Regions from separate parts of the Mus musculus genome. Here regions 2, 3, 4, 5, 6 and 7 are each linked to region 1. The links are chromatin loops, found by intact Hi-C in ENCODE. Cell type or tissue: heart. All regions are shown on one strand.

Region 1 (4,000 bases):
AAAGGAGGCATCCCATAAACACTGCAGCTATGCACTTGATAATATGAAAAGAGAATGATTTTACATCACCAAGGCTCTTGGGAAGGCTCTTTCCTTCCTCAGACCTTAAAAGGGATACATTTCTCTACTGTTTACATTTTCAGTATTTCCCTGTTTCATGCACACTAAACGCGTCTTCCTCAACAGATTGATTCCAACCATTAATGATTGTCTGCCTAACAATACAGCCCTCTATTTTACGCTTTGCTTTAGAAATTGAGAGCCATAATTCCACAAAGACAGAGCACAAAGAAAGCCAACACAAAGTATTGCCAAAAAGCCACAAGTAGTATCAGAGCATGCCAGAACACTTAACATTAAACTATCATTCCTCTCTAAAACTTCTGTTGCCAAAGAATCTGTCTCACAAAATCTGGAAGCTCAAAGACAGCTTTCAAGAGCAATTAAAGTCTCCAAAAGCAAAACTGTACAAAATTATGTCCTCTCCTTGTGTCTCCATTTATAGACAACATTTTCTCTGGATCTTAATTAAGATAACGATGCACACCTGTGTCAACATTCTCCAGCAAGACAGCCTTATCAATCATAATCCTTTAAGAACACTCGAAAACAGCCAAGCGATAGGACAGAAGCAATCTGTTGCCTTTCCTGATGCTGCTGCTGTGTCTCAGCCACAGAAATGACGAGATCTTTAAAATCCTGCGGGTCTACTTTTGTAAGTCTTTAAAGTTTTCACTGTAAACAACTATTACACTAAGCAAACAGGCGTCACCTCCTTTGCACTTGATAGAAACAATGACAGCCCTACTTGTCCAGAACTTGAAGAGCAAGCGCCATGCCAGATCTTGGCAGCACAATCGTAGGTCTTATTTTAAAGCTCGATGTTTTAAGAGCTAGGCATAACTAGATCCGTGCAGACACGACAAACCAATAAACCCTTGGCAAGTTTTTAAATGAAGCTTAACAAGCCAACATTAAAAACAGAGTAACCTAGCCCTAGTACATGTTTAGAAATATACAAATGCAGCAGTAAGGGGGAATAAACGAGTCTTGGTGATCTGGCATGAGGGTCCTACCTCTGCTGGTGTATAAAAAGCTTCAGCGACAAGAGACCCGGAACTACAGCTAACAAGTGAACAGTTTCCCAAATGGAAAAGCTGACGGAACAGAAAGGAAAAAAAAAAAAAGGTGTTTGTGTGGGGAGGAGTGTTGATTCTCCCCTAGTATCAAGATAAAAAGTTAAAACCTTGTGTTTGCCAGCAAGAATGTGTTTACCAAGCGAGAATATAAAAGCTTTCTTGTAAACATGGAGAAAAGGACGCCAGATGCTATCTGAGTTCCGTCTGCCTGCTAATGATCAGCTTTCGCCTTCCCTCTCTTATTAACGCGGTTCTGTATCAGACGCAGGCGGCTGAGGCCAGCAGAGCAGCAGAGCCATCAGTGTGCAAATAAAGCAGAAAATAGAGACATCCTTAAGAAATGAGCCTTAAATTTGATGTAGAGCGGAGGTGACAACCAGAGAAACAAAATCGCAAATTCTAAATGTTTCAATATCTTGCAGGACACTTTCTAGTCCTTCACACACACCAAAAAAAATAAAAAAAATAAAAAAAATAAAAAAAAAGAGAGAGAGAGAGAGAGAGAGAGCAGAAAAAATATAGAGTGGGGAGCAAGATGGGGAGGGGGAGACAGAAACAGTCAAGTCGCCCAAGTGGCAGGATTATGTAATGAGGATGTCTGCGTGACAGACTTGGGCTCTCGGTGGCACAAACCTCCTTGGCTCGCTTTCAGAAGTCTTCGTCCTGGACCAGAGCCGAGACACTGATGCCGGGGACACGCGTGGGCCAGGGAGACACGCCCACGCGCGCCTGCCCGCACTCAGACCGCGGGGCCCTGCTGCGTCCACCGCCATCGGCTTGGTGCGCGGCTCTGCGCGGGCCGCGGACGCTCCCTCGTGGCAGGCCGCGCCGACCGTTAGCCGGGCTGAGCGGGCGGAGCCGGGGGGCGGTGCGGACGCGGGAGGCGGGGACCCGCGCGTCGGGGCGGGGACGCTCCCTGAAGAGCTCCGGCCTACCCCGAACCCGGAATGGTCAGCCCGAGAGGCAGCCTCAGGCCGCCGCACGCTCTCCAGGGCTCCGGTTTCGCGTGCCGATCAGTCTAGCTCGCAGCCGCCCGCTTCAGCAGCCGACCGCTTCTGGTCTCCATGACAATACGCAGCCAAAGACCCTCCCAGCCACGCCCCCTGGCGCTGGAACTCCGAGGGAAGCGGATTACGTCATCCAGAGGAGGGGCTAATGGAGACCAACGCCCAATCAGAGGCGAAGCTGTGTAGGGGAAGGGCGGGGTAGGCCTAGAGGTTCTTGGAGAATGTAGTCCGCGGGGTCCAACCTCTCGGGGGCGGAACCTGTATCCTGAGTGCTAAGTGAGGGGGCAGTCTGCGCGCGTGCGTGAATGCGCGCCGCGGTGCGGGTCCCTGTGCGATCCGCGTGGGGTTAGTGTTTGCCACGGCCCCAACCGAGCAAACTGCTTGCTGGCTAGTGAGAATCATTACAGGAAACTTTGTGTATTGTTACGCTCCAGCCTGCGCGTGGCTGGGTTGTGAAAGGCCACAAAATGCTTGATGTGTGGTGTGTGCACTCTGCCGCCGGCGGTCCTGGTTTACCAGCGCCCCTGTCTGTCCCAAAGCTTCAGTGCGTTTGTAATTTGCGGCGGCGGGAGGTGGAGACCAGGGACTAGGGTCTGTTTTGCCTTCTCACTGTGTGGCCGTGGGGGGTTTGGGGAGGGGGTGTTCCGAGAACTCTGCCTGGGACTCTGTGGTGTGTGTTTGCCGGGCCAGCGCCTCGCTGAACAAACAGCGGTTGGGTTGGACACTGTTCACTGCCCAGTGTTTGCAGTGGAACTGGGGCGGGGGCGAGCGAGGGTGGAAGGCGACTTAGTGGAACAAAAGGGGCGAGACCCCACACCCTCCGGCTCCACAGACCTGACGGGGCAAGCTGCTCGTGGCTAGACATGAGAAGCAGGCATCGCTACTTGGGATGGCAAGGGGCCGGGGGCGTCTGGGGGACCGACTCGGGTAGAACAGCTTCTCCGTCGGGCACTTCTTGCCCACTGCCTTCCTCGTTCCAGAGAAAAGTCACACCCCCAGCCAGAGACCCCAGAGTCTCCTCTCTAGCCTCTTCTCGTCGTCTGCCAGGGATGGGTGGAAGGAAGGGCTAGCGGGGCCCCTTCTACTTAGGCCTGGCTCTTGCCCACCTGCTGCAGTTGCTGGCGCAGAAAGGCGGTCATCTCGGCCTCGCTGTGCCCTGAGCGCCGGCATCCATCGACTCTCCCTGGGATCTGAATTCCAGGTCTCCAGCTCAACCTAGAGACCTCCGGCAGGAGGGAGAAGCCACTGTGGAGCGTGGAGGGAGAAAAACCACCTCCCAGCCCAGCTCTCGGGAGAACAAGACGTCCGCCAACTTCGCTATTCGCACTGGCGAGGAGGGCGCAGAGCGTTCTCCCGAGCGCAGCCCGCTGCATCTTTCCCTTTGTGTTCCCGAACGGCCCGAGCCAAGACTAAGGCCAGTTGTACGTCGAGATTGCCGCTCCGCCCAGAGTTAGCAAAAGGAGAGCAAAGTTGGAAGCGATCGGCGCGCTTGGGATGTGATTGTCATCCTGGGGCCGGCGCTCGAGAGTCTGAGAAAGAGAGAAGGAGAGGAAGAGTCGGGAGGGAGGAGGGGGAGGCCGGGCAGAGGAGGAGAGGGGGGTGGCGGAGGAGAGGCGGGCGCTAGGGAGGGGCGAGGGGAGCGCCAGTGAGCGGGAGAGGAGCCGGGGAGGAACAGGGAGAGGGCGAGACGCGCCTGGCGGCCGGGTTGGCTGCCGCCGGCCAGAGGCTCCTGCCAGTCCCCCCACCGACTACACCCCGGGAAGGAGGAGCTTCGCGCGCACACAAGGCGTCAGAATCCTCAATTTCCAACTTAGCATCTTGGCAGGACCTTTGCAAAGCCAAAAGCAGAGCCCC
Region 2 (4,000 bases), 640 kb before region 1:
CAAAGTGGGTCACCCCGTGATTGGGTACCCGGCACCTAGCGAGATGAGTGGAATATTCCTTCGCTCATCCCTTAAGTCATTTTCTCGGATCATCGCAATATTAAGACTGCCGAAGGCTTGCGCCTCAGGTGGCCCGGTGCATGAAGCCTGCTTCGTTCCACGCCACTGTCCAGGAAGTCCCTCAGCAAGAGTGTCTGGAAAGAAAGGAAAGAACTGCAGAGAGGTGTGGAGGAGAGCCACTTTCATCAGCCTGGCTTTCAGGACGGTTGGGAGCCCGGAGCGCGATCGTGTTACACTCCCCTCAAACGCGCCTTGTTCGCCTCTTCCCACCTCCCCCCTTCCTTCTTTTCTTTTGAGTGTTTTTTTTTAAATGAAAGAGTTTTTTTTTTTCCCTTCCAAATTGCGCTGCGAGGCAAATTCTTGAACGGTGTAATAGAAAATGTTAGACAATATTCCTTACCGGAGCGATTGACATTTTGGATAGTTCTGACACTTTGATTTTTCTCAAAACATATGGATCAAGCCTGGTTGCCTTATTGGACAGGAAGTCCTGTTGAAAGCTCCTCCCTTATCTTCCTTTGTGTTTTGCCCGCTCTGTTTGCTCGTGGCTTTCTCTCTGAATATAATCGTGGTTTTCTTAAGCTGTCCAGGGAGTCGCTATTGCCTTACTAAATATTTCATGGAACAGAGCTCACGGTACCTGCCAGCCATCTCGTATTTGTTGTCAAAAATAAAGGGTTCATCCTTGGGGGGGGGTGGCGAGAAAGAGAAGGTTTATTCTGTTGTTTTTATTTTAAAGTTTCTCACATGCAGCAAATGCACAAAGCCCCTGGAAGCCTAGGAGGGGCGTCTTTCATTTGTTGGGGACAAGGATGGCCACATATTTATTTATTTACGTATTTATTTACAGCTTATTCAGCTGTGGAAGGCTCCTGCCTCAGATTCTCAGTTTCCTTGCGGTTCCCTTTCCTATTTGTTCAGAAGGGAAAAGTTCAAAGCGCCTCTGTCAGCCGAGGGAAAAGCTTGCTGCATACTAACCCTCCAGCCCCCGCCTGCGATGACCTTGAGAGAGGAGCACTAAACGGCCCCCCTTGCAAACCTGCATGTGTGTTTTGTTAGACCAGGTCGGCAGGGGTCAGGGCTCACCTGAGGCCAGCAGCCGGCCTGCCTGCCTGAGCAGCGGGGTAATGCATTTTTAAAAGGGACATTCTCGCCTTTGAATGGGCTTAATATGGTCTCTGTTTAAAAACCTGTCAGAATCCCAAGCACACACTCCATAAAATATAAATAAGTACTTACTGTTTGCAGATGTTGCTTGTTTTTCATAATGTTTGTGTTTGAAGTCTGGAGTCCTCACTTCCTGTCAGGCTCCCTCTGCCTCACTCCTCCTGGTTTTCTGAAGGAACAAGGGGGCTTCAGATGGCAATTTCCCAATGAAGACACTTTCTGTTAGATCTGTCAGTGTCCCCGGCTCAATTAGCATTTCTTTTTCCTCTCTCTCTCTCTCTCTCTCTCTCTCTCTCTCTCTCTCTCTCTCTCTCTCTCTCTCTCTCTCTCTCTCCCTCCCTTCCTCTCCTCTACACTTACATTAACTGGAAGGAATTAAGGAAGGGGCTGAGGGGACCGGCTGCCATCTTGGTGCTCTTTCCTGTAGCTGGGGTCTCATACTCCCTTGCTTCCTGCCTCCTCCCGCTGCCCCCCCCCAAGTTCTCAGTGGTAGTGCAGGCGTCTGGTTGATTTCTTCCTTCATTTCGCCACAGAGCCAGCCCATCTCTGACCCATGATGCCAGCTCTTCCTCACGCTCTTCCTCATGTCTCCAACTCTCTCCCATCAGCTCCAAAGAGAGCTGGTGATGGCGCAGGAGGCTCTGGCTTAATCTCTTTTCCAAGTCATTTTCCACATTCTTGGTGGCTGCCAGATGCCCTCACGAGCCTGGTGAATGATGGCGCATCTTCCCCCTGCCCGCTTTTTAACATGACCAAGTCTCTAGGTGGTGTATGCCGAGGCAGTTATACAAGTCATTGTTGGTTCTGCAGGTTTTCCTTTGATTGGCCTGGACATTTTACTATCGCACCCTCTTGAGCAACCAGCTCACTTTCGTACTCTCTTGAGCAACTCCCTCACATCCCTGTGTGCCTGCCAAGGCCCCGAGAATATGTGTCTGTTTAATGTGCTTCTTTTTACTGTAACTGATTAGCTATAAAAGGTCAACACAACCTGTTTCCCAGCTCTTCCTACACTTTGCCTGGCAAGTGTCTGTTCCACAGAGTGCAAGGCATTGGGGGAGGCTGAGGCAAGAGGATTGTGAGTTCAAGGCCAGCCCGGAGAAGTATGGTGAGACCATGTCTCACACAATCAGCAAAATAAAACACAGAAGTGTTTATGCGAACAGGCTCGTGGGAGGCAAGTGCACCCGATTCTCCTGCTTGAGATGCCCGAGGTCACCAATAAACTCCAGAGCGTAGAGCCCGCTGACCCTATCCCCAGGGAAGAGGAAATATCAGACTCCCCTTTAGCCACGTCAACAGAAGCTCTGTAACAAGCATTGCTTTGCTCTCAGTTTGCTTTATTATCCGTCATTTGAAAGGAGGGAGAAAAAAAACAGAAAGAAAGAAAGAAAGAAAGAAAGAAAGAAAGAAAGAAAGAAAGAAAGAAAGAAAGAAAGAGGAAGAGAGAAAGAAAGAGAGAAAGAAAGATCGATCCACCCACGCCCTGCCTGGTTTCTAGGCAGTTCATGGGTGTGTGTATGTGGGGGAGGGGGGGTTGGGGGCAGGATCTGATCTAGACGCATGCTCAGGACAGCATATCCTGATGAATCAGATTGGGGTGGGGTGGGGTGGGGGGGAGTCGCTTTATCTGCAAAGCCTAGGAACCAGGAATCAAGATGGAGTTCCCTCAGCCCCAAAGCCTTACCAATTGATACAATTTGAAAATGGGCAGCTGGAGAGGCTGGGGCGAGCTGACATAATGACTTCTATAATAGCAGAACATTTAAGGTTATAGAAATAAAGAGAAGAGGGTGAAATCAGGCCCGTTGATCTCTGCCTGCAGGCTCTCCCTGCTCACTGGAAGCTCCGGCAATTATTTCTGCTCTGGCTTTCCCCTCCTCTCCAGAGCAGTCTGTTTGAAATGAAGCAGAACCAGGCATGGCAGCCTTATCAGTGTTGTTAGCTGACAGGGCGCCCAACACACCTGCTTTTACTTGCTGCTCTTTCAGGGGCCCTAATGCCACAGAGAATGTTGCTTGGGCCCTTGTAATGTGTAAAGATTCATTTATTTCACCTTTTGAACCTGCCTGGCCCCCTGGGTCTGTGCTGTGAATGGGGCGGGATTGGCAAAGGCTCCCCCCACACACACTTAGAAGAAGCTGGTAATTAGGGGTCTGGCCCTGAGGTGGTTGCCATGATAGAGGTTTAAAAGAGGGGTGGGGGCTCAGTCAAGGAGGCACTAGGAAGAAGGGACTGGGGGAGGGGGATGGTGACCTGTGGCTGTGGCCTCCCTGGCTCCAATGTGTCCAGAGAGATCCAGGTACCCTGACTCTCAAAGCATTCCCCAGCATCACACCCTGCACCTGCCCCTTGTTTTCAGTCTGATGGAGATGGCAGAGAAGGTTTTAAGGAGTCCTTTTGGCTTTAGTCTTCTGGCTGTGGGTGCATCCGCAGGCAAAGCTAAGACTCCCCAGTGACCATCCCGTGAACTTTATTTCACAGGGCTGTATTTACCGTTACAATTACTTCCCAGTGTAATGGGGTCTGGGAGGGATAGTAAACCTAGCCATCAATGACTCTGATAAAATATGAAGATCTGCAGGCGTTCTGACGTTTAATTAAACTCGATTAGTTTCTGTGTTGTGTTTTTTCTTCTCCTAGTTCAGTGCCAGTAAATACATCTTGTTTTAGACCTCAAACATTTCAATAAGCATTTAAGAAGGAAGGGCTAGCTCTCCAATACCTGGTCTGTCCTGCCGGTGCCCAGTGCTTTCTTTCCCTCCTCTTGTGT
Region 3 (4,000 bases), 730 kb before region 1:
AGGCGGCCTTGACCATGCATTTCCTCAGATTGGCAGACAGGGAGCTGTGTTCGCTCCCACCTGTTCTCGTTGGCCACTCTGGGTCACCAAGGCAAAGACACTGAGGACAGACAGAGCTGGCACGCTGTTGCCACCAACACCAAACACTAGACACCTGTCCCTCGGCTGCTGCTGTCTTGTGCACGCGTGCCTGTGGTAGTGAACACTGAGGACTGGTATTTATCAATAAAAAGTGTTAAATGTTGCCCATTTCTTCCATTTTAGCTCCAATCTCAACCTGTCAATGAGAATGCTTTGAGGGAGACGTTCCTTGTAGACAGGTACAAGGCTCTGGGGCCAGTTTGTTCTTCCTCACTGGGTGAGACTGCCAGTGGAGGAAACTGAGTTGCATTTAGTGCCTTTCAGAGAATAGGAAAGGTATTTCAGAGAAAGACGCAGCTGTTTAAAGTGACTCTTTTTGCCCTTTCCTAGGGACCACAGCATCACACCTGTTGTTATGTGAGCATGAAGCAGCCACACACACACACACACACACACACACACACACACACACTAAGTACTGATACTTAGTGTCTAGCCTGTGAAGCTATGCTTGGAAGGTTCTGGAAACTTTTATTAGGTGGGGTCTAGGCAGAGGACGTAGGTCACTGGGGACTGGCCTATGGAGGTTGTGCTTGATGCCAGGTACTTCCTCGTGCACTATGCTTTCCTGTCCCCCACGAGGAGGGCAGCCACCACCTCCACTCATCACACCCACAGGGATGTTATACACAAGCCTAGGGAGCCAAACCTTCCAGAACTCTGAGCCGGTGTGGACCCTCCCTCCGTGGTTCTCTTGGTTCTCTTGGATACAGCTACTCAAGGCAATTTTTATACTTCCCATGTATACTCGAGATTCTGTCTCTGCTCCAAGTCCTTGCCCCTCTGGTCTGAGTGACTCTGAGGACTTTTGGGAGCTGTCAGGGGGACAGATTGGAGGGTACACCCCTTGTGAGTTAGCTGGTTGCTTGTACACAGCGCTTCTCTCTGTCCTGTCAGCATAGTGAGTGGGCAAGGTAGCTCCACTTTCCCAGGGGGAGCTAGGGCCTGGGGCGTCACCTGCAGTGAGTGAGTAGGGTGGAACTTGCCATGGAATTTATACTCTCCCAGAAAGTAGCTGTCAGCATCGGTCCTCTGGATTTTTAACAATAGCCCCCAAAGAAGGTGCTCAGGTACTAATGTCCCCATTTGCACACAGGAACCCTGAAATGCAGGGAGGCTAACTGTCTCTTGGGGGACAGGATAGCTGTGAGTGACACAGCTCAGACTACATCCGATCTTCTGACTCTTTGACCAACACTCTTCCCATTACACCAGGATTAACTCCACAGTCATGAAAATCTCAAGAACAAAGCGAACCTTAAGTCTCTATATAGCTTCATTCTTAATATGACTCCAAATTCCCATGTCAATCACACTGCAGTTCCCTGGGGGAGATGCATGAGGGGTAAGCTTCCCTTTGCAGACTGCTCAAACCAGGCCAAGGAGTGCTTGCCCCGTACCTAATGCATACTTACCAGCTAGTTCAGGGTAGAATCCGGGCCTGGGTTCGGGCATTGGCTACCTTTTGCTGACTCATGCCCTGGGTGTCTGCAGAAAATGCCCACTGGCAGGAAGAGTCAGAGGCTGTGTGCAGGAAGAGCGTCAGGTGTAGCTAAGAGGCAGCACAGAGTATCCCCATCCATGGAACAGGGAGCAAGCGCGTGACCGTGCGTCCTGGCCAATCCTGAAGGCAGGAGACAGCACTGCACTTGTGGAAATGTCCGCTGTCTCCCTGCAGAGGAGCTCGGATCACAGGGGAAGTTGCCGCACAGCCCCGCACAGCCGAGTGTGCTGCACTCACAAAGGTCAGGCTTTAATTACATGCGCAGTTAAATGGAAATACTGTAGAGAGGTCACGCTCATATTTCTTTGGCCTTCATTAACGTTATTGCTCTGTCACGTTCCCTCTCCTTGGATTTTAAAATGAAAGCTCCTTTAGCACACTTTAAAGGATTATTTGTTTGTAATCGCTCTTACCTCTGGAAGGGGAGGTTAGATCTTTGGCGCTGAGGTTGTTTGTGAGGGGGAAGGAAGCTAGGAGATAAAAATAAACTTTGCCAGTGCAGCCCTTGCTAATTTTATTTCAAACCTTGGGCTTTTTATAGCCTCACCTACTAATGCTTTTGATTAAAACACAAGCAAAAAACCAGCCAACATGAACAAGTTGAATGCCACATCTGTGCAGAAGATAGCAGCTCACTTATTTATGGCTCAAAGAAATGGAGCCTAAATTAAGCGAGCTATTGCTGGAGAGTGGATAAGCGGCCATTATGAATTATCCTTAATTATAGCGATTTCCTAAACTAATAAACCTGCTAAATCTTTATTGCAAAGGTTAGTTTACGCAGTGCATATAAAACCCGCATGTGCTCCGCATCAGCCACCAGCTGTCTGACAGTGTGCTGCTATTTCAGTGAGTGTTCACATAAATTTTATGTTGGTTATATTAACAGTCAGTCCATATCACTACCCACAGATGCCAGTAGACATAAAAATTGCTCTCTAGTGAGCCTAAATATCCCTAGAAGCTAGTTGTGTCTAATGTTCCATGTAGTATTTGTACGTGAAAGCGCCAGATTGGAGGGTTATTTACAGATGAATATTTCAATCCAGTTAGTTCACAGCGCTTACTTAGTCTTCCTTGCTGGCTTATTTGTATGCTAAATAATTCACCAAAGGTTCCTGTTTACTCTCTGTAGTAGCTTCTATGAAATGTAAACACGGAGCCAACTCTGGGTGCTCGAAAGGCTAAGCAGCTGTGTGTTTAAATGCGGGTCAGAGCAGCACATGCCGCCTCGCCCACGGGCTGCCTGCTACTCACTCTTAGGCACTCTTTCCTTTCGTTTTGTTTTGTTTTGTTTCTTTTTCTTTTCTTTTCTTTTCTTTTCTTTCTTTCTTTCTTTCTTTCTTTCTTTCTTTCTTTCTTTCTTTCTTTCTTTTTTTTTAATTTCCCCTTCTTGTAGGCAGGGCTAGGGCATTTTTGACTGGGCAGTCTTTTTCTAAATGTTTGTTTCTCGGTACCTGTCTGCATATCACTTCCAGAATCAGGATTAGCCGCAGCAAGGAAGAACACAGCCTTGGCTTTGAGACTACCTCTCTACCAAGGAGGGCAGGTCAGTCCTCTGCTCTTGAAATGCCCTTGTTCTCCATCCCAGCACCATGATTTTTTTTTTTCTGATAAATTTCTAAATCTTGAGATTGGCGAGGACACCAAGCAGGTCCTTCCTTTGTTCCTCAAGAGGCTTGAATTAGTCCAACCTCTGCCACCCAGAAGGACAGAGAGGCAAAAGCCAGCTCAAAGCGATCGGCCCAGCTGTGGGACCAGGACTGGCAAGGATCACTGGTTCCTAGCAGTTCCTGCGGCTCAGTGTACAGGTGAAAAATTCCTGGGTGCGGATGCTCACCGTCCTCACCACTTACCAGCAAAGAGATTGGAAAAGGGCCTCCTTCGTTTGCAGCCAGGCTCTGCCAAGATCATGAGAGGGTTCAATAGCAGTGCTAACTTTTTATTTAATAATATTGATTTTATCATTTTTACTACTTACAATTGGGATTGGTCGGCTGATAGTTATTTGACCTCCCTTTGTGCATGGCTGTGGAGTGCTTCGTTAAAGCTATTGACATATCTCTCTTACCCACTCTCCTCCCAGAAGCCCATCTCCGCAAATAATATTGAGATGCAGTAACTGTTCCCTGATATTGATTTCAGATCGTGTTCATCACACCCTTCCCGGGGCCAGGCAGAGAGCAGCAGCCCTCGTCTTGTAAACCTTTGACTGCTGCAGGCTTAAGCATCTTTCTATCTTTCAAGCAATAACAGCAACCATATGCATGCACTCCCCGAAAAATTACCCAGGAAATGAAAGCATTTTTTTAACCATGGCTATTTTTATGCATACATTAATTAAACTTATCTCTC
Region 4 (4,000 bases), 390 kb before region 1:
ACCCCTGAAACCTGCAGCAAAGCACACTATTCTTCCTCAAACGCTCAGGGCTGGGCTGTGGGAGAGAAAGTGTGCCTGCTGGTCAGGAGGCACCTTCTGTATAGCGAATCTGTTTTGCCTAAATACGGATTGAGTTGGCTTGGCTTATTGGTACATTTGGTTTTAACCTGCTACATACTAAAAGCTGAGGTAGCCATTGAAGAATGCAGTATCTATCTATCTATCTATCTATCTATCTATCTATCTATCTATCTATCATCCACCCACCCATCCATCCATGCATCCATGCATCTATCCATCTATCCATCCATCCATCCATCCATCCATCCATCCATCCATCCATCCATCCAACCAAAGCTGGATGCTGGGCTCTGTACTGGGATACAAAGATGCACAAAGAGATCCAGCAGGAGAAGAGAAATTCATGAACAGCTCATCCGATCATGACCACCCTCCCTGATACGTGGAAGGCAATCTATAGTGTAGCTATGCAGGTATCAGTGGAAGGAGTGGGGTCCTTTGCAGGGCAGTCCCTGCCCACTTAGTATCTTTTTGCTGACTGAAATAAAAGCTCCCTTTCTCAGTACACCCTTTGCACTTTTGAAACTCATTACAGCCATTCCTTGTTATCTGTGAAAAATGGTTCCAGAACCCGCCCTGGGTCAAAATCTGAAGGTGCTTAGTCAAGTCCCTTCAGTAATTTGGCACAATATCTGTATAACTGCATCTTTTTTTTGGTGCTTTTCATCAGCTCTAAGTTACTGGTTAGCCTCAATGCAGCACTGATGCTGTGGAAATGACAATTGTCTCACATCACTTAGGGAGTAATAGTGAGAAAAATGTCGCTGCTCAGTCCACTACACGTGCACGATGCAAATGCAAACGGTGCTCGATGGAGACTGAGGCATTGGACTGGGGAAGGCAGGCAGCAGGCAGCAGCAGCCTGAGTAAGGCTTGCCGTTCATACAGAGTGCCCAGCATCAGGCAGTGCCAAGATTTGCTCTTTGGAACTTTGTGAAAATGAATTTCTTTTTTCATCCTGGTTGGTTGAGTCTGGAGATGGCAGAGCCTGCAGATCTAAGGGTTCCAGTTGTCGTTTGCCAGAAAACTGTCATCATAAATATAGAAGTCTCTAAAAGCAGTGACGTAAATGTCATTTCTCAGGTGTGATCTTGTGCAGCGGGCAACCTTTACAGTTGTACATACATAGATGAAATCCCCATCTACCTGGGCCCAGAAGCCCGAGCTGCCCTGATTGAGAGCTGGAACAGACATGGCTCCCTCTGGCCTTTTCCTCGCTCTGTGGCCCCATGTAAAATCATTTCGTATGAAGAAAACCATTACCAAACCTCCATCCCAAAGCGTGGTGGTTTGTATATGCTTGGCCCAGGGAGTGGCACTATTAGGAGGTGTGGCCTTGTTGGAGTAGGTGTGTCACTGTGGATGTGTGCTTAAGACCCTCATCCTAGCTGCCTGGAAGCCAGCCTTACACTAGCAGCCTTCAGATGAAGATGTAGAGCTCTTAGCTCTGCCTACACCATGCCTGCCTGGATGCTGCGATGCTCCTACCTTGATAATAATGGACTAAACCTCTGAACCTATAAGCCAACCCTAATTAAATGGTGCCCTTTATAAGACTTGCCTTGGTCATGGTGTCTGTTCACAGCAGTAAAACCCTAAGACATAAAACCTAGGCAGATTAATGTGAAGGTTATACTGTAGATGTGTCACAGTCCTTAATTTTGTAGTTCAGGGAGAGTGAACCCACAGCTAACGTTCAAGGCTTGAGCAGGACTGGAGGAGAGATGTCAGCAAAAGATGACCAAAAAGGTGAGAGGGACAGAGTGGAAATGGAGTCACAGTTCAAATGGTCCACGGACAAGATCAAAGGCAGCTGATTCTTAATCTACTTCCAATGTGTGGCCTCTTGCAGATAATCTGAAAATCACTGGGGCCTTGATTAACCCCCCCTCATACAAAGAACGTCTCTGTGGGGGCCCTGGAAGGTCCTGGTGGGAAGATAGCTGCCAGCAAAGACCATGGTTAGGGCTGTGGTGGCGGCCAGTTAGTTCCCCTTCACTACCCAAAGAACAAGCACAATGAACGTTTAGATGAAAAAGCGTTGTTGGGGCTCATAGTTGTGAGTTTTCAGTGACTGTCTGAGGCATATCATAGCCAGAACTCTCTCTCAGTGAGACAAACTGCCCACCTCATTGGCCAGGAAGCAGCAAACAAAACTAAATACAAAACAAAACAAAACAAAACAAAACAAAACAAAACAAAACAAAACAAAACAAAACTCCACCAAAAACAGGAAAGAGACAAGATGCCAGGGTCTCACAATTCCTTCTCTCTAATGACTAGGCAGCTCTCCAGCAGGCCTCATCTTTTACTGATCCCACCACCTCCTAACATCGCCCCCTAGGGGGTGAAACCGTTAGCACACGGACCTATGGGGCAGACGCTGGAGGATGCGGGGTTGCCCCCAGAAGCCTCCTTTAGCACAACAGCATGACTTGCCCTTTCTCCTGTCTCCACGCCGGCCAGGGAGGGCAGGGGCCTCATTTCCAGGCTCTGGAAGCACAGCACGGCTCTGAAAACACGACCCCTTGGCAGAGTCCGATGGGAAGAGGAACTCCAGCGGAAGCAGATCCATATCTGCTGCCGAGCAGCCTTGTGTCCTCACATGATGGATGGCACTGAAGGAGGAGCTAGAAAACAAATTATTGTGTCTCTTCCCCACCGACAGGTCTTTAGTGGGGCCGACCGGGGAGAGGAGATGCCGCCGATTAGAAAGTGCTTCACAATAGGCGCTCCGCACAGGAAAAGTGTCCCGAGTTTATCTATTGTTAAGTGATATAATTTATCGTCGCTGAGGGTTAAGGAGCAATTCCAGTTCTTTCCTACTTCGGGAACAGAGATTTGTAAGATAATGCCCAAATTTAGACACTGAAGAACTGTCTGCAGAAATGTTCCCCAAAGGCGGGCCGGCTGGTGCACGCTGGAAGCCAAGTCATTCACGGAGCTAATTTGAGGCTCTCCTCAGAAACTATATTTGCTTTCCGAGCGCATGGTGAGTTTTCATCTGGGCTCTGACCAGCTGACAGCTATGCAAGTTTGTAGATACCAGTAATTGCGTATAGATAACCTTGATGGTTGACCTCGTCGGAGCCGGGCCTGGCGGCTTTCCATTGTTTCTGGCTTTGCCAGTTGCTACTCAAGTGCTGCGGGATGAATTTATATATTAAGAACTCGCAGCAGTGGGAATTGCTTATCACTCCTCGTTCCATGCTGTAAGCTTCTATTTACTTGACTTAGTGAGCTGGGAATAAAAGCCGTGCTCCGACCGTTCACTCCGAGTAGCAGAGGGCAATGTGTTGAAAAGCTATCCTAATTTCTAAAAACAAAGGGAAAGGAGGAAAGCACATGTTTGTCTTCTCCAAATCTCAAAGAGAGGCCCCTCATCTCACCCAGCCACTGCTCCTGTCTAAACGGGTTCCCAGCCATCTCTCAGCGTTCCGTTTAGCTCGGAAGCAGGGTTTGAATTCTACTCACCACCAGCTCGAGGCCCTTGTGTTTTAAGAGAAACGCTGCAAGCAGCTCAGAATTTATGTTTAATTCAGAGAGATGCTTTAAAAAGTCTCTGAGAGAGAAAGGTGATGGCGATCCTGCCGTGAGGAGGGTGCGGGGTGTGTGTGTGTGTGTGTGTGTGTGACAGGGCCACATAAAGACTGGAGTCTGCGTTAGCACCAGACACATGAGCTCATCCACAGAATCTTAATGCTGTGAGCATCTCTGCTGTGTGTGGTTCATCCATCTCTATCTGGATCTTTTTGCTTTTTAAATTTTTTTATTATTTATTTATTTATTTATTTATTTTGGATGGATGAAATATCAGCAGTGAACATGGCTGGCACTGAAATTAGGAAGACAAGATGTAGCTACTGGGAACGACCTTTTTCTGGACGCATCACTGGAAAGAGAAGCTGGCCGGTGTTTG
Region 5 (4,000 bases), 970 kb before region 1:
GAGCCACAGGCCACTTGGGTTGCTCCAGCTGACTGGCTTTCTGGGTGTCAGGGAAATTATTTTATTGGTAATGGGCACAGTGTAATATATTCCTCTCCACCCTGTGTGGCTATTTAATGCCCTGAAACATGCCCCGCTGTGGCCATGGCCTGTTAACTCTGCTTATTTGGTGTAATAATTAGCAGAATTTCTCACTAACAGGGGTACTTACCAACACCTCACACCTCCGCTGTGTTTTTGTACGTGATGGATTGTACATTCTCAGAAAAAGCTGGGAAGGTCAAAGCTTAACCCGGGTCTAACAGGGCTACCTCCCGCACATTTGCTCAGGATAGGTTTATATTAACTTGCTTCCGAGCGTCTTCACACCGGAGCAGCATGTAATACAAACATGTCCGAGCTTTTATGTAAGGGCTCAGTGAAGGTTTGTAAACACAACACTGTTAATTTTCTACCTTGTAGAGTGATAGAAAAATAAATGAGTAGCCGCCTGCATTGGATGACATTCGGTACTCGGAGGCCTGTGTGTTGGAAGTGTGCAAGTGTAAACAGTGGTGTTTACACACTGGTGGTGTAAACAGTGGTGTTTACAACAGTGGTGCCTGCATAGGCACCACATCTTGGGTTAAAATGGAGAAGAAAAGTTACACATGGAATTTTAATATTTTCCATGGCTGTAAGTTAGGCTCCATTTAATTCTTTCTGGTTTTACAAGTCCTTCTAGGCTCCTACTATTTCTATGCCAACAATTTTATCATTTACAGAGCATGATCAGAATTAACTGACAGAAGACCAAACAGGCTAGAAATAAGTTGAAAGCAAGAAATACTTTAGTTGGGCCATTAGCTTATCCTCCGTGACCATAGGCAGCCTGTATACCGTATCTTTGCTTTGATTCTCTCATTTCCTACAGTTGGCATAACGCCCTCTGCTCTCCTGTGTCTGCTGAAAAATAAATGGGAACTCTTTAAAATACCTCTGCTTGTATTTATTTTCCTAGCCCCAAATAAATGTAAGGTGTGGTTATAATCACCCAGGACGCCTAAGGAGCTTCCGGTGTTGACGCCAAGATGAATTGTAGAGATCTTAAAGGGGCGGTTGTTACAAAAGGTTGTTACAAGTTAAGTTCTCTTGGACTTTGCCACTCATGCTTGGAGGACATACATGTATATTATATGTTATTTGTTTTTTCTAGACAAGAGTTTCTCAGTGTAGCCCTGACTGACTGTAGACTAGGTTGGTTGGCCTCAGACTCACAAAGATCCGCCTGCCTCCGCCTGCCTCCGCCTCCTGAGTGCTGAGATTAAGTACATTTGCTTGGAGCAGGGCTTTCTTTGTGAGTTCTAGCTCACTTTAAACACCTGGCACTTTGACGCTTCTGCCTCTGTTCACATCCATGTCTACCTATGGTGTGTGTATGGGTTTGGTTGCAGGAAGCAGTGACGAGAGGTTGTTTCTGTATAGCATCCTCCTGAGGAGCAGAGAACTGGGCTCAAAGCTAAGCTGTAGTGGCTTCCGAAGCAGTGTTACGGGCTAGCCTGTCAAGGAGTCCCACATCTGCCACATGTGGGCAGGAGAGGATCAGGAAGCCATGGTTAGAATGGTCCGTTTGTAAGGACAGACAGCTATAGGTGAAGCCAGAGACAGCCAGGAAAAAGGAAGGTGCCACCGTGACAACTGATGTTTAAGTGGAATGAGTTTGTGACCTTTCTGGCCTTGTGCTGGAAATCCAGTGTTGGGACAACTACTTTGTCTGCAGAAAAAGCCCAAGGTTCCTGGTGCTGATTTTCTTTCTGAGTCTCGTAGATCAGGCCAGGAGCCTGGTGAGGCCTAACACTTCTCCGGAGCCTTGGCTACAAATTGACTCAAACCAGTTTTTTGTTTCTTTCCCAGCACAGCAAATAGCTAAGCAGGTACTGTTTAAGTATGTGGTCAGTGCTGTTAACTCCCACTACCACTGTGGCACTGTGTTCATTATGGTCCTCTCTGGCTCCTGGAGCTCTAGATGCTACAATTTAGTCTCCACCCCCTGGTTCAGGCCCAGCTCCTGCCTCCCTGGGCTTTCTCAGTCATCTTCCTTATCTGGCCCTCCGACCTCCAGTCTTGGTTCCTTTGAACTGAACCATATTATAAATAGAGTTAAAACACAGGGCAGCAAATTAAACACTCTCTCTCTCTCTCTCTCTCTCTCTCTCTCTCTCTCTCTCTCTCTCTCTCTCTCTCACCAAAATTATGCCTTCACTGTGTTCCTGTCCTTCTCAAAAGCCTTTTGTGGCTGCTTATTACATTCAGGATGGAATCCAGACTACTCAGCCAGACTCTCTGGACCTTCCATAATCAGGGCACAGTCTATCATCCTCGCCTTATCTCCCGCTCTCCCCTGCTGAAGCCGACTGTTAGCCAGAGGTCTAATCACCGACGCTTGATCGGCTGCTTTGATTACTGACTTTTTAGCTCTGCCGCCCTTATTACCTGGCGAGCTGTTTTCTGCTTTCTTCTTCTCATCACCTTGGCACAAGGTTCTTCTCTCCTTTGTTCAGACTTCTTAGAGCACTGTTGACTAAGGCGTTTTTATTTTATTACCCGCATTGTTAGTTTTCTTTTCCCCTGTTTTTCATGTAGGCAGTATAAATATTTGTTATGGATTGATTGATCTGTTGATTCTGCGTGGCTCTGACAGCCACTTGCTGGGGAGAGGGGGATGGTGGAGGGTCAGCGTGGGGCTGAAGCAGAAGCCCGGCTCTGTGACTTTGCCCTTTTGATTTCTAGTGAAAGGACAAATTAACTATTTGCTTTGAGCAAACTAATGCAGTGTTTTGTGGATTTAGGGTTTGAAAAGGACCCTGGGAGGGAAAGCCTGGGAGTTGAGCTCTTAGCCTGTTTGCCAGGCTGGAGGAGCTCCACTCTGCCACAGCCTTGCCGTTTGCTTAAGTGAGGGTTGTGAAATCACAGTGGAATTTGTGGTTGCTTGCCAGCGAGGAGGAGGAGGAAGAGAGGTTCTGAGTAAATTAGACATGCAAATTAGTAGGGCATGGGGCTCTAACAAATTATACAAGAAGTCCCAAGAAGTCCATTTCATCTTCTGTCTACAGAGTGATGCTATGTGTGTGCACATGTGTGCATGTGCTTTGTATGTGTGCCTATGCATATGTGTGTGTGTGTGTGTGTGTGTGTGTGTGTGTATGTGAAGGCAGCTATTAATATATTTTCTTTAGAAGTTCTCAAACCTTTTGTTCTCCCAGCTCTTTTGTAGTAAAGTTTATTTAGAATCCCCAAACCTCTTGTTTCTGTAGAGGCTTGTCTCCAGGCAGTTACTATGTTTGGAAACAAACAGAAGAATCACAAAACAACTTTATTCATTTAATAATAGCAGTGACTGTGACTTTTTTATATAAAAAATAAGTTTTCCAATACAAAACTTTATCAAAAAGATTTACATATTAGCAAATCTTTTTATTGTCTAGCAAAACTGGGTTTTCATAGCTGATGTTGTACCTAGTTGTTCTACTGTTTTGTTCTGCTGTGTTGTTTTGGTTGAGGCTTATGAACAAAATCCAGTCTTCCTCAGGTCTTGAAGGGAGAGTGTTTGAGTGGGCTTCTTAGTGTTAAATCGTCATATTTTCCTTGATAATGTACTGAAACTTGACAAGGGTCAGCTTATTTTTTATTTTTATTTGTTTATTTTGTACAATGATAGTTTTTTAAATTAATAAATGATTGTGTAAATGGAGTACATTGTGACATTATGACTGGTACATATGTTGTGGGATGGTTAAAGGAAGCTCATTAGCATATCCATCACTTAATTATCATTTAGAACCTGGTTTTTTTTAACAACTTAGAAATTGTACATTGATGTGAGCTAGAGTCACCAGGGCTTACTCCTGTGTCCATCCAAACTTAGTAACTCTTTGACATTTATTTCTCCTTTCTGTCCCCGATCCAGATGGCTCTTCTCTTCTGTGTTTCTGCGGGTTGGACTGATTGTCCACATGCAAGG
Region 6 (4,000 bases), 870 kb before region 1:
TAGCCAACTTGGAGATGCTGAAGTTTCCCTCTCTGCCTGACTAGCTCTGTTCCTGAGCCAAGCCTGCGGAGGAAATGCTGGTTTTATAGGGTGTGTACAACTGTGCTTGTGTGAACTTTTGATTTTTGTTATGTTTTACATAGGCACTTAGGATCCTGCTTGCCGAGGCCTAATTGTTAGATGTCAACCTGACATTGAAGTCATAATCTTACCAAGCTGTAAACTAGGACTTAGAAATAAGTAAGAAAAGAACTCCATAATTCTGTAAAATAAATTGTTTAGTCATTTATTTTTTATTTTAAGTACATTGGTACTTTGTCTCCATGTATTTGTGTGAGGGTGTCTGATCTGGAACTGAAGTTACAGACAGTTGTGAGCTGCCGTGTGGGTGCTGGGAATTGAACCTGGGTCCCCTGGAATAGCAGCCAGTGCTTTTTAACTGCTAAGCTATCTCTCCAGCCATAAAACAGTTTTTATTTTAGAAGTATTTGATTTAGGAGTATTCCACCCTGCCAACAAGTGCAATGTTTAGTATTGTGATCACACAGCGAAGTTCATCACTAATTCACTGGAAAGATATCTGACTATGGCTGTGTGCCAGTCTCAGTCCATGAGTGCACACATTCGCTAGGAGTGGCAGTTAGTTAGAGGAAGAACCTTCTTTTTATTATATTTTATACTGAAAAAAAAAGAAACAAAGGAAGAAAGGAAGGAAGGAAGGAAGAAAAGAAAAGAAAAGAAAAAGAAAAGAAGAAAGGAAGAAAGAGAGAGAGAGAGAGAGAGAGAGAGAGAGAGAGAGAGAGAGAGAGAGAGAGAGAGAGAGATCCAAAACAAAACAGTAAACTAAAGGAGCAGCAATCTGGAGAATTTTCCAGAGCTCTGTTCTTTACTGAGAAAAAAAGAAAAAAAGAAATCAATGTTTCAGTGTCTCCCTTGCATACCACAGTTGGATCATTATCAGCAGAGTGAAGGATTGGGCCAAGATAAAAGGGATGTTTCTTCTAAATTAAGTTGAAGCATTGCTTTAGGCCTTTAAAAAAAAAGATTTCTAATAAACTCATGATAAATTATTTTTGCTATTGAAAGAGACGGCGGAGAATCATCTTTGGAAAAGTCCCCTGCTCTGTGGCTCTTAGTGCCGTGCCATGTGGTATTTGGTTATTAAGGTTGGATAGGCATTGGCTGGTGCGGCTGGCTCTGTCAGCCTTGTTCCTGCTCTCTGGTTTAACTTGTAAGCAGTAGGGGGCAGTGTTGAGCTGCCAGTTGGAGGTCCCAAGATGCTGTCCTTCAGGAAAATGCATATAAATGTCCCATTAACTGCCAGGAATTACCCCTGTTGCTTCAAGTTAGCTGTAATCTTCAAGATTCCATAACACGGGAAATCAGTTGTGGGTTCACAGATTCAACAGCAATTTTACTTCAAAAATGCAGCGTTTGGTGCGCGTTTAGATTCTGTGAAAGTCAGCTAATCAAAAGGGCATTTCTTGATTGTTCAAACTTTTCTTCCATGAAATATATTGCTCCAAATTATTATGACTTTAGACAAGTGATTCCTTGTTATCTTTTTGCGTTTTTGAGTTAATGGGGTCCTGTGCGTGTTGTGAAAAGGTGTCTTTGATCAGTGCACCTTCGTCTGCTCTGTAGCACACGCCTGTCCTTTTCAATAAGACCTTGGGCAGTGCACGTATTGGGGTTTTTTTTGCCTATGTGTTAAGCAGTCTTTGATGGCTCTTGTACCAGGGAAGAGGTGTGTGCTGTAGTTTCTGTCTGTCTTCCCGTCCTTTCTGTCGTGCGGTTGGGAGGGGTTGCCTCCAGAAGCCTACAGGAGAATGGAAAATGAATTTTGAAATAGCTGTTCCCCCATTAGTGGTAATTGCTGCACATGTCATAACCAGCCACATATTTCAGAAAGTTTAGTCAGCTGTACATAAACTCCCGGGCCTCTGTTCCCCACTCCCTGTCCCAGCAAGCATGCCCTGGCACACTGCTTATTCTTACTGCTTCTCTCCCGGAGGACGGTGTGTGTGCTTGCTCTTGTGATGTAAATGTTAGGCCCTTATATTTGAATGACATTCTGATAAAACATCACCTCTCCGCTGAATATTACTTGGTGAATTTATTGAGCATTGAGCCCGGAGCAGCCTGACCCTTTGCACCACAGTCAAGCCTTTCTTGCCTTCTTTGCTCTCCACTCAAGAAGCATTCTAACACTTGAGTACCAGTCACATATTTGTATTTTATTATTTTTTCAGCCAACCCACTGCCTCTCATCCAAGATTATTATGTTAGGAGGAGGCACTTCGGGATAGGAGAGTTAGCATTTGAAAGAAACCGTGCAAGCTTTTCTTGCTGGCTAAAGAGGAGTATGAAAAGCTCACATCCCCTGTGAGGCGACGCCGTCTCGCCATGGCCTGAGATCCAGTGGATAGGCCGTTTGTCTCCCAGGGGTTGGTATCGCTCTTTGCAAAACTGACATTTATCTTACCTATAAAAATGTTTTAACACTATCAAATTCGCGGCGAGACCGAGAAGAATGCCGGGGCTGAAATCCTCTAAATTGATGGCATTTACTCATTTCCTTTTGACCTTAAAAACCTCTGTTTTGTACAATGCAGAGGAATTATTCCGGGGAGCTTCCCGAGGAACGCCCTGAGAAGAGCTGGTGGTTTATGTACTGCGGGGTCTTTTTTTTCATGCTCTCCATTGCTGTTGCTTTTCCTTGGGTGGGGGGGGAGGGGGTGTGGCTCCTGCTTATCCTCCCTGTGCGTTGGACCATTTCCTGTCCCAACAGTCCCTGGGTTACAGTAGCAGCCTGTGCATGGCCATTGGCCTTAATAACCTTTGCCAACCGTAGTGGGTGCAAGCCAAGGCTGGATTATCTTAATGTATCCGTTTTGAATCAGAGTAAAATACAACATATAATTACGTTAGGTAAGCTATAGGCTACATTTAATTTACCCATTTATGTTAAAATTTGGCCCAGGAGAGCAGAGAGATGTGGCAAATGAGTGGGTGTTTCATTTCATAACATAACCAGGTCCTTGTTGTTAAAGTTTAACAGAGAAATGTTCATCAGAATGTAAAGGCGTCCCTGACAAGTTATTTATAATAGTTTAATTCCAGGTGAGTCACGCGTCTCTGCTTGTCACTGTGGTCTGCATAAATCATGAGGAAGCTTGCTGTGGAGGCAGCCTGCTGCTGCAGGGACGGGTCCTCAGCCTGTGGCTCCCACAGTTGCAGGGAATGAGCGAGCCAAAGAGCAGTTTTGTTTATTTGTTTAGGGAAAGGTTAATGAAGCTGTCACTGTAGCTGTGGATAAAGTTCTTTATAGTGAACATAAGAACAAGGCTGCTTCCTATGTGCTGAAATATATATCAAACATAATGGTATTTAGATAATAGCGCAAGTAAATTCATATTAAAATTCTTCCTAAATTAAAGATTTTAGGGGGCCTGAAAGATATAACAATAAAATATTAATAAATATTTCAGGCTCATATTAATGGTAAATCACCCAGATACAGTATGTATATTTATACATGTATATGTTTATCTTTCCCCATAAGTATTCCTGGGAATACTAAATTACATGTACTAACAATGTACTAACGTACCTTGCCTCCCATTTCACCCTGTTTTCATTTTCATCCTTAGTTGTGTGTGTTGTCTATGTGTAGATATGTACACAGGAATGCAGGTTGTCTATGTGTGGATATGTACACAGGAATGCAGGTGGCTTTGGAGGCCAGAGGCTTCCGGTCCCCCAGAGCTGGAGTTAGAGGTGGTAGTGAGCCAACCAGCATGGGTGCTGAGACTTGAACCTGGGTCCTTTGCAAGAGCCCGGCAAGCTCTTAACCACTGAGCCATCTCTCCAACCCTAGGGTCAGTATTTCTAATTTAGGAGCAGAGTATATTTTAGTAATTTAAGATGTGGAATGAAATGTCTGGTGGCTTTCAATTAAGATTTAAATTCCCTTCTCCCTCTTTTGACTGGGACATTG
Region 7 (4,000 bases), 370 kb before region 1:
TTTGTCTTTTGCTTACTAGCCTCATATGATGACAGTTTCGATAGCCTTGAGTTAACCTTTAAAAAAAAAAAACAGGGCTGGAGAGATAGCTCAACAGTTAAGAGCAGTGACTGTTCTTCCAGAGGTCCTGAGTTCAATTCCCAGAAACCACATGGTGGCTCACAACCATCTGTAATGGAGTCGGATGTCCTCTTCTGGTGTGTCTGAAGACAGCTACAGTGTGCTCATAAAATAAAATAAATCTTTTTAAGAAAAAAAATACTGCTAAAGTGTAGTACAATTTACACAATGGCTTTTGATGTCACGGCTATTGTCAAGGTCAGTGGCAGAGGGGGCCGTCATGTCCTCCTGTAGCAGTCACCACCATCTGCCTCCAGAATTCTCTGTTCTTCCCAATTTGATATTCTGTCTCCACCAGACAATTTCTCTTCATTCTTTTCCCACCGGTCCCAGCAGTTACTTTTCTACTGTTGGTCTCTTAAGCTTCACTTCTCTAGGTAGTTCGTGTACAGTGCTCATAGAGCATGGCAAGTCTCAATTAGAGTGGCTAGTATATTTGAATACTTGGTCTCCACTTGGTGGAACTGTTTGAGAAGGATTGGGAGGGCGTAGCTTTGTTGGAGGAGGTATGCCTTTGGGAGACAGGCTTTGAGGTTTCAAAAAACCCACACCATTCCCAGTGTCTTGTTCTCTCTGCCTCATGTTTATGTCTCAAGATGTCCTGCTGGCCACCATGGTCTCTGCCAAGGCGATGATGAACTCTCATCCCTCGGGAGCTGGAACACCCCAATAAACTCTGTCTTCTATAAGTTGCCTTGGTCGTGGAGTCTCATCAAAGCAACAGGAGAGCAACTAAGACACACAGCATCTGCTCTTTTCTGTCTGGCTTACTTCCCTTGGCATGGTCCATGCTGTAGGCTGTTTCAGAATGTACTTGCTTTTAAAGACTGAGTAATATTCCATCCTCTTTCCATAGCATATTTTGATCATATATCTAAGTGTCTTTGCCTTGTTTCCCTGTGGCTGTTGTGAACAAGGCTCCTGTGAACCAAGATACACACATTTGTCTTGAGAACTATGCTTCCAGTTCTTCGAAGTACATGCCTAGAAGCAGAATTGCTCAACCCCCAGCAACCCTATTTTTAATATTTTGAAGAATTACCATGCTGTCACCTGTAGCAACCATACCATATAACCTTCCTACTAACAGTTGCTAGTATTGCATTTTTTTTAAAAGCCAGAAAGGCCCATAAAAAACATTTGACTGAGAAAAGTGCCATCCATCTTAAAACAGATAAACAAACAAACAAACAAACAAAAACATCTATTTTTTTTCTCCAAAGCAGTAGTTTCTTTTTGTCTCCACAAACACTAGTGGGCTGGGTCTAGCTGGAGAATTCAATGTAATTCAATATAAAAAATTTAAAAACAAACCCAGAAAAGTTCTGTGGCTTCTGTGTACTCAGAGGGCATCTCCAGCAGTGAGATCAGAGTACAGGTGCTTTTCTGTTTTCCCAGTTCATTCTCCGTAGCAGCCAGGGTTACAAATCTCTGCCCTTGAACCACCCGCTTGCCCTGTGTTCGCTTTTAAAATAACTTGTCTTTTGGCTTCTGAAGCAAGAGGGCTGTTCTAGGGACCAAACTCCAGGAAGCAATCGACATGCCCCTGTATCAAGAGTGGTGTTGGGTGCTGGAGTGGTGACATGTGGCTTCCTGGTGTGATAGTGGGTGTGTGGGAGACAAACGCCATCTGGAGAAGGGGGGATGGGAGCCAGCACTGGCGAGCTGGTCACACTCTCTCCCTTCAGCACCTTCTTTCTCTCAGACATCTACAGCCACTCAGTCCCTGGGTTCTCAAAACTCTGATTCTGGGTGGGATAGATTTCTTCCAGCCTACCTTCAAATCATAGACTCAGCCTTCAGGGTGAGGACCCCCTCTTAGTCCTCTATTTAGCCCCAAACCTGAATCTCCTAAAGTGAACTCCACATTGGAGTCAGACAAGAGATTACCAAAAGGAGTTACTCTTAGTTTCCTGCAACTCCCTGGAGTTCTTTATTCTGCAGAAGCCCTCAGAAGCAGGGCTGGGCTTGTGTGTCTTCCTAAGAGAAGTAGACACAGATGGGCCCTCTCTACATCTCCACATCTCTTGGGTGAAATGGATGAACCCAGCATGTGCTAAGATGATTGAAGGAAAGGAGGACAGAGCAGACTCTTTTCCCCTCTAAGAGTGGACTTGTAGGTTTAATTGTAAAGAATAATTACTTCAAGACATTCTAATTTGTTGTGTACAATATAAATCAGCAGAACTCCATAGAATCATGTTTTTAATGAAGACCCCAAATAAAGTATTCTTTTACATTACAGCAGATGTTTCTTAATTCACTGGTGGCATACATTGGGGTATTAAGATTATTTCTTGGCATTTTATTATGAAGAACATACTTGCTTCATCAATTAAGTGGGCCATTAAAGACATAAACAAGCTTTTATGCACTGCTTTTCAACAGCTGCTGGTGGTCTACCAAGTGGTAATCCAGCTTTCAGCAAATATTCTTCAGCTCAAAGTCGCAAATGCATTTAATAGGGCAACTCTGGGTCAGTCCACAGCTTCCCAGATCCCAGCCTGCGGAAATTCTTCAACTGGGAAATGGACTGACAGGGTGTACTTGGGCAAGTTGCTTCCAGAATGTTCTGAAAGGAAAGCACGAGTGTGTGTGTGTGTGTGTGTTCAAAATAAAATGTTCATCAGTGAATAAGTGTAAGAGGAAGCACACATTGGAAAGAGAGAGTGAAGGTTCCACACTCTTGCAAATGCGATAACATGGGCCTTGAAAGAAATCAGCTGAGTCTGTGTTATGCCACAGAGGACATGGAGGACAATGTAGGTCACGGGCCCCTTCAGTCACTGGAGTCCGTTTGAGCGAGATCTGACCCCGCTGTGACAATGTTCCCAAGGTGTACAGGAGGGGCTTTGCATCCTCTAACTGGGATGGAAGCCAGATAAGATTTCCCCGTCCTCCACCTTGCACTTCCTAAAGATAACAACCGGGCTGAGAAGGATCGGGGAGCAGGCAGCCTAGGAAGTACAGAGGCCTTTATTATCCTTGGCTGGTCAGCTCCTTGCTTCCTGTGCCAGCAGTGGTCCAGAGGGTGCTAAGCTTCACCTTGCTAATGTACACAATGACATCCTCCTGGAGCTGCACTTTAAAAGGAAAAGAGCTAGGGAGCCAAGCCTGGGAGAAATTTGCAGCAAGCCTGGGTCACCCTCAAGCTGGGAGATGCTCAGGCACCAAATGAAAGGAAGAAAGAATTGATCTTCAAGTTGGGCCAATTCCAAATCTACTCTAAGATTTGTTATCAGTAGGAAGCTGGGTGCAGGGGAGGGAGGGAGGGAGGGAGGGAGGGAGAGAGAGAGAGAGAGAGAGAGAGAGAGAGAGAGAGAGAGAGAGAGAGAGAGAGAGAGAGAGAGAGAGAGAATGAATTGGAAGAATGCACCAGGTAACAGGGAGCCATTGTCACCATATATGACACACCAGATTTGTTGGTGGTCCTATCTCAAGCCTTAGAGAGGGTACCTGGGATGTGCAGTTGAAAGTATGGAATGGAGGAAGGCCTTCTGCCTTTTGTTCCTTTTCTTAAAATAGGGTTTAGTCATAAATTTTCTTTCCCTTTTTTCTTGTGACCGACGAGGGTTTATTTTTCTTTTTGTGTTCTGGTTCATTTTGTAGTTGGATATACTATTGTTCTGGGCTGGCAGAAAAAGGAGAGGGGAGGGAAGGCAGGAACCACATTGTGAGTGAACTTGGCCAAGAGAGTTAGGAGGTGACTTCCCCAGGAGACAGGGACTCTGCAGTGCATTCAGGCCATCAATCCTCCCCTGGTCACAGCTGCAGCACTCCTGTGACCTGATGGGACCAGGATGTTCCCAATGTGGCCTTTGATTTTCATGCTCACCTGATTGGAAAGTGAGGCTCCATGTTCCTCTTCTTTCGGGCTAAT

Evidence for each region. A loop is a pair of places that touch in the nucleus more often than their neighbours do. Peaks named below come from ENCODE experiments on the same cell type or tissue, not always from the same donor. Only the 100,000 strongest peaks of a DNase experiment are listed, where the experiment ranks them.
Region 2: a loop joins it to region 1, with 2.0 times the contacts of the local background. A loop is called at or near these places in 4 of 42 quality-filtered maps.
Region 3: a loop joins it to region 1, with 4 times the contacts of the local background. A loop is called at or near these places in 2 of 42 quality-filtered maps.
Region 4: a loop joins it to region 1, with 7 times the contacts of the local background. A loop is called at or near these places in 5 of 42 quality-filtered maps.
Region 5: it touches region 1 in a loop (4-fold over the local background); 16 of 42 quality-filtered maps call a loop at or near these places.
Region 6: it touches region 1 in a loop (6-fold over the local background); 4 of 42 quality-filtered maps call a loop at or near these places.
Region 7: a loop joins it to region 1, with 2.7 times the contacts of the local background. A loop is called at or near these places in 2 of 42 quality-filtered maps.

What each region holds. Positions count from the first base shown.
Region 1 is chr8:92,353,916-92,357,915 of GRCm38, forward strand. It overlaps Irx5 (Iroquois homeobox 5), which reads left to right and starts at 3,881. Exons shown (of 3, transcript NM_018826.2): 1 at 3,881-4,000. It overlaps Crnde (colorectal neoplasia differentially expressed (non-protein coding)), which reads right to left and starts at 2,205. Exons shown (of 4, transcript NR_110452.1): 1 at 1,773-2,205. In heart, CTCF peaks have their summits at 1,960, 2,164 and 3,850; DNase peaks (open chromatin) are centred at 2,286 and 3,866; H3K4me3 peaks cover 4,000 bases; H3K27ac peaks cover 3,937 bases; H3K27me3 peaks cover 256 bases.
Region 2 is chr8:91,712,795-91,716,794 of GRCm38, forward strand. It overlaps Gm36325 (a long non-coding RNA gene), which reads right to left and starts at 2,021. Exons shown (of 3, transcript XR_387906.3): 1 at 1,588-2,021; 2 at 1,300-1,396; 3 at 1-194. RefSeq lists an enhancer at 1-3,731. In heart, no CTCF peak of the experiment used is centred here; no DNase peak of the experiment used is centred here; H3K4me3 peaks cover 2,279 bases; H3K27ac peaks cover 4,000 bases.
Region 3 is chr8:91,628,038-91,632,037 of GRCm38, forward strand. The region is part of intron 8 of Fto (fat mass and obesity associated); the gene reads left to right. Among named protein-coding and RNA genes, the nearest start is that of Gm36325, 85 kb to the right of the region's middle. In heart, a CTCF peak has its summit at 1,795; a DNase peak (open chromatin) is centred at 1,744; H3K4me3 peaks cover 674 bases; H3K27me3 peaks cover 1,095 bases.
Region 4 is chr8:91,964,545-91,968,544 of GRCm38, forward strand. No RefSeq gene overlaps it. Among named protein-coding and RNA genes, the nearest start is that of Gm36670, 25 kb to the right of the region's middle. RefSeq lists an enhancer at 1,787-3,759. In heart, CTCF peaks have their summits at 2,434 and 2,638; DNase peaks (open chromatin) are centred at 2,577 and 3,057; H3K4me3 peaks cover 1,246 bases; H3K27ac peaks cover 2,173 bases; H3K27me3 peaks cover 1,503 bases.
Region 5 is chr8:91,378,982-91,382,981 of GRCm38, forward strand. All of the region lies in intron 1 of Fto (fat mass and obesity associated), which reads left to right. Among named protein-coding and RNA genes, the nearest start is that of Fto, 67 kb to the left of the region's middle. In heart, a CTCF peak has its summit at 1,563; a DNase peak (open chromatin) is centred at 2,940; H3K4me3 peaks cover 544 bases; H3K27ac peaks cover 1,677 bases.
Region 6 is chr8:91,487,063-91,491,062 of GRCm38, forward strand. All of the region lies in intron 7 of Fto (fat mass and obesity associated), which reads left to right. Among named protein-coding and RNA genes, the nearest start is that of 4831440D22Rik, 21 kb to the left of the region's middle. In heart, no CTCF peak of the experiment used is centred here; no DNase peak of the experiment used is centred here.
Region 7 is chr8:91,986,385-91,990,384 of GRCm38, forward strand. It overlaps Gm36670 (a long non-coding RNA gene), which reads right to left. Exons shown (of 3, transcript XR_879094.1): 2 at 3,956-4,000; 3 at 2,393-2,692. Among named protein-coding and RNA genes, the nearest start is that of Gm36670, 3.5 kb to the right of the region's middle. In heart, no CTCF peak of the experiment used is centred here; DNase peaks (open chromatin) are centred at 1,687, 3,067 and 3,867; H3K27ac peaks cover 1,491 bases.